2 separate regions of the Homo sapiens genome follow, and region 2 is linked to region 1. Evidence: read pairs that join two places in POLR2A ChIA-PET (ENCODE). Cell type or tissue: Panc1. All regions are shown on one strand. Links, peaks and the distances in the headings refer to the core of each region. The heading gives the core; the rest is flanking DNA.

Evidence for each region. ChIA-PET counts read pairs that join two places held together with the same protein. Peaks named below come from ENCODE experiments on the same cell type or tissue, not always from the same donor. Only the 100,000 strongest peaks of a DNase experiment are listed, where the experiment ranks them.
Region 2: POLR2A ChIA-PET joins it to region 1 with 9 read pairs; 3 of 35 experiments call an interaction of 5 or more read pairs at or near these places.

What each region holds. Positions count from the first base shown.
Region 1 is chr1:228,868,897-228,874,270 of GRCh38, forward strand. No RefSeq gene overlaps it. Among named protein-coding and RNA genes, the nearest start is that of RHOU, 140 kb to the left of the region's middle. In Panc1, for the core only: no CTCF peak of the experiment used is centred there; no DNase peak of the experiment used is centred there; H3K27ac peaks cover 739 bases.
Region 2 is chr1:228,934,554-228,939,927 of GRCh38, forward strand. The region is part of intron 2 of LOC124904539 (a long non-coding RNA gene); the gene reads right to left. Among named protein-coding and RNA genes, the nearest start is that of RHOU, 200 kb to the left of the region's middle. In Panc1, for the core only: no CTCF peak of the experiment used is centred there; no DNase peak of the experiment used is centred there.

The DNA of each region.
Region 1 (5,374 bases), core at 186-5,185:
TCATGTCTCGAGGTGCATGGGGTGGGGAGACGCCTCTTTTCAGAAGTGCATGTTGCCCAGCCACAGGAGCTACGTCTTTTTGTTTATGTGTTTGTTTTTGAGGCAGGGTCTCACTCTGTCTCCCAGACTGGAATGCAGTGGCACAATTACGTCTCACTGGAGCCTCAACTTCCAGAGCTCAAGCCATCCCCCCACCTCATCCTCTCAAGTAGCTGGGACTATAGGCGCAAACCACCATGCCCAGCTAATTTTTAAATTTTTTTTAGAGAGGAGGACTCACTTTGTTGCTCAGGCTGGTCTAGAACTCCTGGGCTCAAGTGATCCTCCTACCTCGGCCTCCTGAAGTAATGGGACTACAGGTGTGAGCCACTTCGCCCAGCCAGGAACTATGACCTAAGCTTCCCCTTGTTAACCTGTGCCAGGCACACAGTGACTGCTCAGTGAATAGTTAGCATCTCGCTGGCTTGCCTAACACCCTCAGAGGCCTCAGACCCCTCAGTCATGAACCCCTGCTGCCGTCCTGCATGGATGCTGCCCTTGTTGTGGGGCCAGGATGTCTCCATTCTTGTCCACGGAGCTCCACCATTTAGGAAACAAGTCTCTTTCTGGGGTTTTAGAACTCCGTCTATATTCAATAAAATTCACATGATCATTCAGCTAGGACTGCCCCCCCGGGCCTGCCTCCTTGCTGAGTTCTGGGCCCCATTTCTCCCAGTGGGAGCAGGGCTCGGTCAGCATCAGCAGCAGTTCCTGAGTGAGGGAATCACAAGCGTTGCTGCTCTGTGGGGTGTAGCCTCACCCCATGGGTCTGGAGCAGGCCACCAGTGCCAGTCCCAGGTTTCTGTGCCCAGGAAGACACTTTCTACAACATCAGCTCTGTGGGTGAATTTGGAGGAGAAAAGCATGTTTTTAAAATTTCTGCCAAAGCAGATAGACATTTTATAGATTAGAAGTACAATTTGCATGATTTTTTAAAGATAGGAATTTAGACGTGAAGGAAATGTGCTTTTGAATGGGGCCAGTCTCCTTGGTGTAACACTATCGCTCTTCTGAGCCTGTAGGGTCATTTCTGTGGAAAAATTTGAAAGTCAATGACGAAGAGTAAGCAAAGCAATGGAGCTGCAAGCAGTGACCATCTTACTATCTTGATATTGAGACTTTATGTAAATATCAGCTGCAGATTTTATGGAAGAGAAAGAAGTCGACAGGGAGCAAAAGTTGTGTGTGAGGGATAGTGGTCCTGGAGCTACTGTGTGGGAAGACAATGGATCTGTCCTGGACAATTGCTGTCACTAGCCTGCAGCCATCAACATCAAGAAGTCAACACTTGTTCACAGCCTCAGTATTCGTAAGGGTCTGTGTTGCCAAAGGAGGTCACAATGATCCCTCTATCCCAACTGCCCTTTTGGTGGCATCACTTTGCCAGTTGGTCTGTGACTTGCTTTGGCCAATAAGTTACAGCAGAAATTCTCCCTTAAGTTATAGCTTCTATTCTCTCTCTGTCTTGGGAGCCAGCTGCCTTGTTTAGAAGCTCAGACCAAGCTGCTTGTTGGTGAGGTCGCTCAGACAAAGGTCAGAGTGCAGGAGGCTTAAGGCACTGGGCGAGAGCCAGCATCACGCCTAGACGACCGCCTGTGGCCAGCTCAGGGCCAGCTCAGTCACCCAATGATCCCTGTGGAGCAGAGATGGATCATTCTGCAGAGCTTTGCCCAAATTCCTGAGCCTCAGAATCAACAGAAAGAACACAGTGGTGTTTTAAACCACTACGCTTTGGGATGGTTTGTTACGCAGCAATAGACAGCTGGCACAGGCCATTGGCACAACCACTTTGTTGTGTATTGTATAGGCACAGTGGTACATTTAAAAATGCTTATTATCTTCCTTAAGGTAATAGGTGAAGAGTCTTTAATGAGAATAATCCAGTAAATAAGTTGATTAAAAATAATAATGTCAAAGCTGGGTGTGGTGGTTCATGCCTGTAATTCCAGCACTTTGGGAGGCCTAGGAAAGAGGTTTTCTTGAGCCCAGGAGTTTGAAACCAGTCTGGGCAACTGAAACCCCATCTCTACAAAAATAAAATAAAATAAAATAAAAGATTAGCTGGTCATCGTGGCATGCACATGTAGTCCCAGCTACATGGGAGGCTGAGGTGGGAGGATTTCTTGAACCCAGGAGTTTGAGGTTGCAAGTGAGCTATGATCCTGTCACTGCATTCCAGTCTGGGTGACAGAGCAAGACTTTGTCTCTAAAATAATAATAATAATAATAATGCCACTATTAGCCAGAATATTAGCCTTATTATTAGCCTTATTGGTCAATTAAGGCTACTTTGAAGATAATTCCGCTTAATAAAATATACCATACAATAACCATAAGACAAGAGCAGATGGGTGAGTCTTGAAGCCTGGGTGCTTTAGGAGCAACTGGAGGAAAATGCTGCATGAGAAGACACTGCAGGAGAAACTCTGACAGTTCTTGCGTCCTGGGATAAAGGAGGGAGGCTTTTGTCAGAGCTGACCGCACATGGGATACATTTGAACATTTTCTCTTTCCCTTTCAGTGAAGCAGAGCCTGCAGCCCCTGGCCAGTGCATGTGGATCTTTTCTGCTTAATGTTTTGTTTACTTCACTGCTGGTTTTCCTGGGAACACTAGTGTGTGTTTTAAATTACCTCTCTTTCCCCTTTAGACCGGAATTAGCCTCTTTTCCCTCCAAGGCAAGATTCTGTGTGCCAGTGTTTCAGGGAAAAACTCTCAAACTGTTTTTCCTCTGCTCTCACACCACAACCATCAACACAGAAGTCTTCTGTGCCCAAATGCAGGGGGCTTGTTTTCCACCAACAAGCAGTGGACGGACAGCAGCTGGGTGTCCTCCAATTCAATTCTGACACTATCTGGAGATAGCATCAAGTCCCCCAGGTTGAGGGCTGAGTCCCCAAGACTGCCCCTGACACTGCCAGACACCAGTCATGAGCCTCTGGAACATCTGACAGAGCAGCTTCAACTTGGGGCTCCCACAGCCGCCTCTTTCGGTTCAATTAATTTGCTGGAGCAGCTCACAGGACTCAGGGAAAACGCTGACAGGTTTATTATAAAGGATATTACGTAGGACACAGATGAAGAGATGCATAGGCTAAGATATGGGGGAAGGGACACACAGCTTCCATGCCCTCTCTGGGAACCTCCATTTGTTCAGCTATCAGGAAGCTCTCTGAACCCCGTCCTCTTAGATTTTTAAGGAGGCTTCATTACACAGGCATGATTAAACCATGTAGAAATGTGACTGGACCAAAAGCACATGATCGAAATCCAGCAAAGCCTGTCTGCTCAGACTTTTCTTATCTCTCTGTGCAGGATTCCTTCCTTCCTCTAGGGCATGGGGCAGGACCCTCTCTGGAATAAGGGTTTTTGACCCACCGTCAGATTCGAGTCTTGCCTTGGGCAGGTGAAAGACAGGAGGAGGTCAGAGAGAGAGATTCTGTTTCATGAGGCCTGCGCCTGAGGGCTAAAGCACCCCAACACTGTAACGAAAGACCGTGACAAAGGCTATGGGGTTATGGCCAGGAACTGTTGATAAGAGATATATATATATAAAATCATAATCATAATATCACACCCGGGGTGCGTCTCATGTTCCCATTTAGCAGCTTCTTTTTCCTTTCTTTTTTTTCCCCGTTTCTTTTCTTTTCTTCTTTTCTTTCTTTCTTTCTCTCCCTTTCTTTCTTTTTTTGTTTTTTTTTTGAAACAGGGTCTTACTCTGTTGCCCAGGCTGGATTGCAGTGGCACAATCTCAGCTCACTGCAAACTCCACCTCCCAGGTTCAAGCAATTCTCAGGCCTCAGCTACCTGAGTAGCTGGGATTACAGACATGAGCCACCACGCCCAGCAGCGGCTTCTTTCTTGATGAACTGTTTCTACTATTTTTCTTTTCTTGTTTTTTTTTTTTTTTTGAAGCGGAGTCTCACTCTGTCGCCCAGGCTGGAGTACAGTGGCATGTAGGCTCACTGAAGCCTCTGCCTCCAGGGTTCAAGCAATTCTCCTGCCTCAGTCTCCCGAGTAGCTGGGATTATAGGCAGGCACCATCAAACTCAGCTCCAATTTTTTGTATTTTTAATAGAGACGGGGTTTCACCATGTTGGCCAGGTTGGTTTCGAACTACTGACCTCAAGTGATCCACCCACCATGGCCTCCCAAATTTCTGGGATTACAGGTGTGAACTACCACAGCTGGCCTGTTTCTACAATATTTCTTTTTCTTTTTGTATATAACTCACTATTATTTTTAAAATGGTATCAATATAAGTAACCCTTGGGAAAGGAGCGGGGTACGATTCCTCCTCTAACTGAGCAGCAGTCGTTGGAAGAGTTTATGCTCACACCTCCTCTTGTCTTGCTCGGCTGTCTGCTCTGCAGAACAATGCAGACTCTGACTGGACTCTTAGAAACAGCAAGTTTAGTCTGCCTGCTCATGTCCCACCTTGCAGAGCTCCAGCTGCCGGGGTGTCCTGGCTGTGTTCCTCCTATTTAACCAAGCTTAGCCCGACAGTGGCATCCCAGCGAGGCAGGGTGGCTGTTCCTTCGCTCCTCCTGCTCCTAGTGACATTATGGCTCAAATGAATCTTTAATTTGCTTTTCATTCTCCATTCCCCTCCATCTTTCTCTCCTGCTCTTTCCTCTGACCTCCCCAGATAGCCATTTTTTCCTAATTCTTCACACTTATTTTAACCCATAGGTATTTGTAGAGCACCTGCAATGGGTGAGGTGCTATGTTTGGCCTTGGGGACACAGAGGTGACCTAGATCTGCTCCCAGCCCCAGGGAATGTGCCATCTAGTGAGGACAAATAAACCAACAGAAAAGAAATATTCAAATGAATAAAATAATTGCAAATGGTGGTAAGTGTCATGAAGGAAATAAACGAGGAGCAAGCTGTGTCATTTTAACCGAGGCCTGAGGTAGCTAATGAATTAGTCACTGAAGGAGGGCTGGGATGGGTCAGAGGAAGCCACGGGGCACAGTCTGGACATTTTCAGCTTTCATCCTTTGTCTGTGCACATTGCTGACTGTCTTCTGCTCCCTAATTCAGGCTTGGCCAGACTTGTCCATATCCTAAATCTTAGACCCTCATGGCAAACTGGTGGGCCACAAGGCTGGCCTCTAAAATCTAATCACTTGAAGCTGGTCCCAGGAGACTCCCATGGAGAATAAGGTTGATTAAAATTTATTTGCTTGAAATATTTTTTTATTGCTATACTTTTTTTAACAAAAGAAATACATTTGTGTAGAAGGCTGGGCATGATGGCTCATGCCTGTAATCCCAGCACTTTGGGAAGCCAAGGTGGGTGGATCACTTGAGGTCAAGAGTTCGAGACTAGCCT
Region 2 (5,374 bases), core at 220-5,219, 66 kb after region 1:
TGATATAGACACATTCTCCCAAAGTTACTGACATTGACAGTCTTTCATGCCACTACTTGCTCTTCCTCCTCTGCTGGGTGTCCCCTCCACTTAGCCTGGCAGACTCCTCAGCCTTTAAGAACCATTGCAACCATAAAAATAATGAAATCATGTCCTTTGCAGCAACATGGATGCAGCTGCAGGCCATTATCCTACGCGAATTAACGTAGGAACAGAAAATCAAATACCGCCATTCTCACAAGTGGGAACTAAACATTGCGTACTCATGGATATAAAGATGGGAATAGACACTAGGGACTACTAGAGGGGGCAGAAAGGGAGGGAGGAGAGAAGGGTTGAACAAACTACTGGGTACTGTTTTCACTACCTGGCTGACAGGATCATTCGTATCCCAAACCTCAGCATCATGCAATATGCCCACCATGTAAACAAGCCTACACATGCACCACCCCCCCCCCGAATCTAAAGTAAAGTTGTAATTACAAAATAAATCAATAAATAAGTTAATAAATGAAAGGACCATCACATTGTTTTTCCTACAAGCAGCCTTCCCTGGTCCCCTCACAAGCACATCCTCTCCCTCAACGCTAGTCAAGGAACTCTTTCCACCAATGGGTTCCTGCAGCACTTTGTGAGGACTCAGTTAACACACTGTGGGGCTGCTTTTTCTGGCTTTCTTTCTGTGTCGCCACCAGCTTGAGGACAGAACACTGCTTTACTTCTGTCCCTGCCTCCCTGGGCAGGTTCTGGTGGTAAGGGCTGTTTTGTTTACTTTAAATCACCCCAGGCCTCTCTTGCCAAAGGTCAAGATTCAGTAGTCATATTCTATTAAAGTACAGACAGGACTTTGGACCAAAGGCAGAGATGTCACAGTGATCAGTGCCCACCAAGAGGACAACACTCCAGGCTCAGATGAGTCACAGCCAGCCACGCCTGAGGGCTGTGAGGAGGCAGACCTGGACCACCATGGACCAAAGGTCAGCCTAAAGCGAACTCACTTGCAAAGACAGGCAGATGACAAGGTCAAGCAAATGACCGGAAGTGGCTCTAGAGTAGTGGTCCCCAAGGGCCAAGCCATTTTACTATTGCCAAAATGCCCTTTATTTGAATAACTGCAGGTGACTGCAGTAGGGACAATTGTCTATTTTAATACCAGTCTTTGGAAAAATAGAAAACCGGCCACCCCGTGAAGTGTACAAGACTGAAAGCCCTGCTGCAGAGGAGGCACTTCTCATCGACTTACCGGCTGCCTCTTCCCACTGCAGTACTGATGAGGGAGGTAGCTAGCCAGGCATGAGCAGGGCAGGAGGGGCTCTCCCAACACACACACCAGGAATGTCAGACAACCATCAGGTGATGATCAGGTTGTTGTTAACTGTCTCTCTAAAATAATAATTGGGCACAGCCAGCACCAGGGAAAGGCAGTCTCCCAATAAACAGAAAACACCTGAAGCTGGTGATCAGCTGCTTCCCGATAAGGTTGCAGGGGATTGGGTGAGTGGGCTCAAGCATGCGCACTAAGAGGCAAAATGGAGGCGTTTAGCTGGCATATGACCTTCCTCTAGGAATGCCAGATTGGTAAGGGAAGAACGCCTCAAGTGAGCATGTGTACAACTCCAGTAAACACACTGTGCATGCCCCGCTCTCAAGCACCGTTACTGCGCATGGGAACAGCCCACCCGAACAGCCCACCCCAAGGGAAGAATCAGAGGAGAAGTAATGCAAGACCCTGGAAGCGTGCCAACATATAAACCCCAAATCAAAGGTCAAACCCTGCACTCGACCTCACAAGTTGCCTGCTTGGCTGTCTTCCAAGTGTACTTTACTTCCTTTCACTTCTGTTCTAAAACTTGCCTTGGTCTTTTCTTCTGCCTTATGCCCCTCAGTCGAATTTTTTCTTCTGAGGAGGCAAGAATGGAGGTTGCTGCAGACCTGCGCAAGTTGCCTCTACTAATGACATGTCACCAGAGCGTGTGAGCAGGGTGCTGGGCTGGGCTCTGGCCACCCCAAGTGCTCTAGGACAGCCCCTGCCTGCAAGGACTTACAGCTAAATTGGGACATGGGAACAGATGTAGACCTGTGGGCCCAATATAGGGTGCTGGGTGCCCCTCTGAAAGTGCGGCCCCAACAACACATCCTCGGGTCAAGGCACACAAGGCCTCTGGGTCCCCACTTCCACTCCACCAGGCAGATTCTACTTTTTTTTTTTTTTTAATGTACTGGGGCTCTGCTCATGGTTTATTTTAAAGAAAAGTTTCTGCTGCTTTAAAAAAAAAAATTGAAAACCCTGAAAACTGTCCCTCTGGCCTGAGCTCATTTCCTGGGTGAGGAAACAGAGGCCCCGAGAAGCCTGAGGACTGTCCAGCATCCCATGGCTGGGTGGCTGGTAGATGGCCAGCCCGGGCAGAGCCTGGTCTCTCGGTGATTTTCACTGTCTCTCTCCATTTGTGTCATATCTGTGTCCTCTCCATTTGCAGCAGGGACTTACACCTCCTTTTCACCTGCACCAATGCCAGGATGGAGATTTGCTTATGCCCCTTGGCCCTGCAGGCAGCCCAGCGACTCACAAAGTCTCAGGACCCTACTGCAGGGGTCCCCAACCCCCAGGGCCACAGACCTGTGCCAGTCCCCAACCACCCTGGGCATGCCCTGCAGAGGTACCAAGCCCGGGGCTGGAAGGGCGGGGATGAAGATTATGGATGCCATCTGAATCTTTTCAAATTCAACACATTTTTTTGGACACCAAAGCACTTTTTGTACATTTAAAAAAAATTACTCTAAACACTAAACCTGGAAGTTGTTTTCTGAAGAAGGTGAGGGGAGAGCACCTCCCCCAGGCAACCTAGATCCCTCGCATGCACAGTTCCCAACACGGAGTCTTGTGGAAGGGAGCGCTCAGTAAGATGTCATTTAGCTTAAAGACTGTGGATGCCTGAGCATGCCGCGTTTCCCGCAGCCGTGCTTCTTGCTTGGTGCTCAGTCTTGGCAAAGTCATCTCCGGCCCTACGTTCTCAGGTGTGAACGGTGGAGTCAGGGGTGCTGAGGGTCATGCTCACTCACCAACTACCCTGCACCAGCACCCTCCCCCCTGCACTGGTTTTCTGTGCTCTCGTTTGGTGTCCCCAAAATCTTGAGGCCTGTAGGATTATCACCACTACACAGAAGAGGAAACCGAGGGTTAGAGAGGTGGTCTGAATGTCTAAGAAGGGAGATCCAGGATTGGAACCCAGATTTGTACAACTCCAAAGCTCTCTTGTGACCTGTGCCGCCTCCCAAGGGGTGAGCAATCGTGCCTCCCTTTCCTCTGCTCAGCCACCCTGCAGCTCACACAGCTGCAGTAATGACTGCTCTCGAGAGAGCTGCCCCACCCAGAGGGGTTTAAGGCAGAGAAGAGCGGCCTGCAGCCTAGTTTCTCTCAGTGTGCCTTACAGCCAAAGCCAAAGACTGAGGCCGACTCCCAGGACAGGGCCGCTACCCTGGCCTCAACACCACAAATGACTGGACGCAGCTGCTGGCAGAAAAAGCCGCACTCCAGGCATTTAGTACCTAACCGAAGAAATCCAAAGATTCTTATCTGTGCCTTGCTTCTCAACTGCAGAGGTTCTTCCCTTTTGTCCTAACACACTGGGAGGGAACTCTGCACTGATGACAAGTAACCATGAACGTGATTCCTTTCCCTCCTGCGGTGGTCATCTTCAGCAACTCTAGCCGTGAAGCCAGCCTGCCTGTCTCTTTCTTTGCTTGTGTTGGGTCATATTACTGAAGAAAGAATAATAGCAACACTGTTACCCGCCTGTGTACCAGTCTTTGTTCACGGGAGGTTTTAGGATCTCTATGACACACGCAGGCAGAGCATGCCACCGTCACTTAGGAGGGGAAGCCAGAGGTCTTGGAAGTCACACACTAGCAGGGAAGAGACCTAGGTTTTCCCATGGCTCACTGCAGCCTCCCTGAACTCTTTTTCCACAGATGCTAGGCTGACACTCCCTTGTCCCCCTCTAGAGCTCTGTGAACAGGAAGAGGTTGTCTTCTAGCTGTGTAGAGGCTGGGGGAACAGCCCACAGTGCAAGCCACGACTACCTGCTCTGAAGTGGAGGGGCTGTGGAGCAGACAGCAGACTTCTCCCAGCTGAGCAGAGCTGGGCAAAACAGATCGATCTAAACCGCCCTTAGCGGATGTTCTCATTTCCCTGCTGCCCTAAAAGTGGTGTCCGCCTGAGGTGAACACTATAAATAACTGTTCACAGGCGGGTTGTTAAGGACTCTATGGCCTGTGTTGGCAGAGACAGATTCCGGGAAGTCAGTGACTTGGTCACTTCCTACTTAAAACGCAGGGCACCAAGGAGCCTATTTTGGGCTAAATGCAAAAGCCTGGGAATCAAAGAAGAAACGTTAGAGGAGAGACCGACCTCTTGCTTTTAGCCACAGTTTGGAAAAGTTTTTTGTTGTTCTCAATAGTTCGATGGAAAGTGGTAAAAATGCTTTAATTAATTATTAACCTTGGTATTTTTCTTCATAGTTCTCAACATGCTTCACACACCTTTCCTTCTTTGAGCCTCAAAGCAACACTGTGAGTAATCTTATTGTTGTGAACCCATTTTACAGGTGAGAAGACAGAGGCAATAAACATAAGGGCTGGGCCTCACACCTGGATCTGCTGCTCCCTAGCCCCTAGTTATTCCTTCGCCTCACACCCAAGGCCATGATCTCACTAAAAAGAAACACCTTTAAGAGCAGGCACCCCTGCCTGATTCAGTCAGCAGTAAGCCATCAGCAGATCTTGCCCAGTTATAGCCTGGTCCACCTGTTTGTAATAAGCATAGTGAGAAGGACAGAATCACAGCTAGGTGGTTGGCAGGTTGAGTTGAGACTGACCACAGGGTGTGTTTGGTTTCTGGATGGGGCTGGGGTCCTTCTGAGCGTGAGACAATAGATGACACTCAGCCACAGGAGGCTGGGCCCAGCAGGGCCTCCGGCCTCAAAGCAGCGGGGTAGCAGCTCTGAAGTCAGAAGTTGAGGCTGCAGTCTTGAGGCAGAATTTCTTCTGTGGGACACCTCAGTTTTTGCTCTTAGGGGGATCAACGGAATGAGGCCCATCCACATGATCAGGGGCAATCTCTTGAAAATCAGCTTATTGTACATGTGACCCACACCACAAATACCTCCACAGCAACGTCCACATTAGTGTTTATTAAATAACCGGGTCCTATAGCCTAGCCAAGCTGATGCATGAAACTCACCATCACATCCTGTATCCATCTACAGCTTTCTAGGGCACTGTGGTAGCCCAGGTGAGGCGTTGTGCTCTAAACTCAATTCTCTGGAACAAAACTGCTGGGCCACTTTTTTGTTAGTTCCTGTATCTCTCCTCTGAT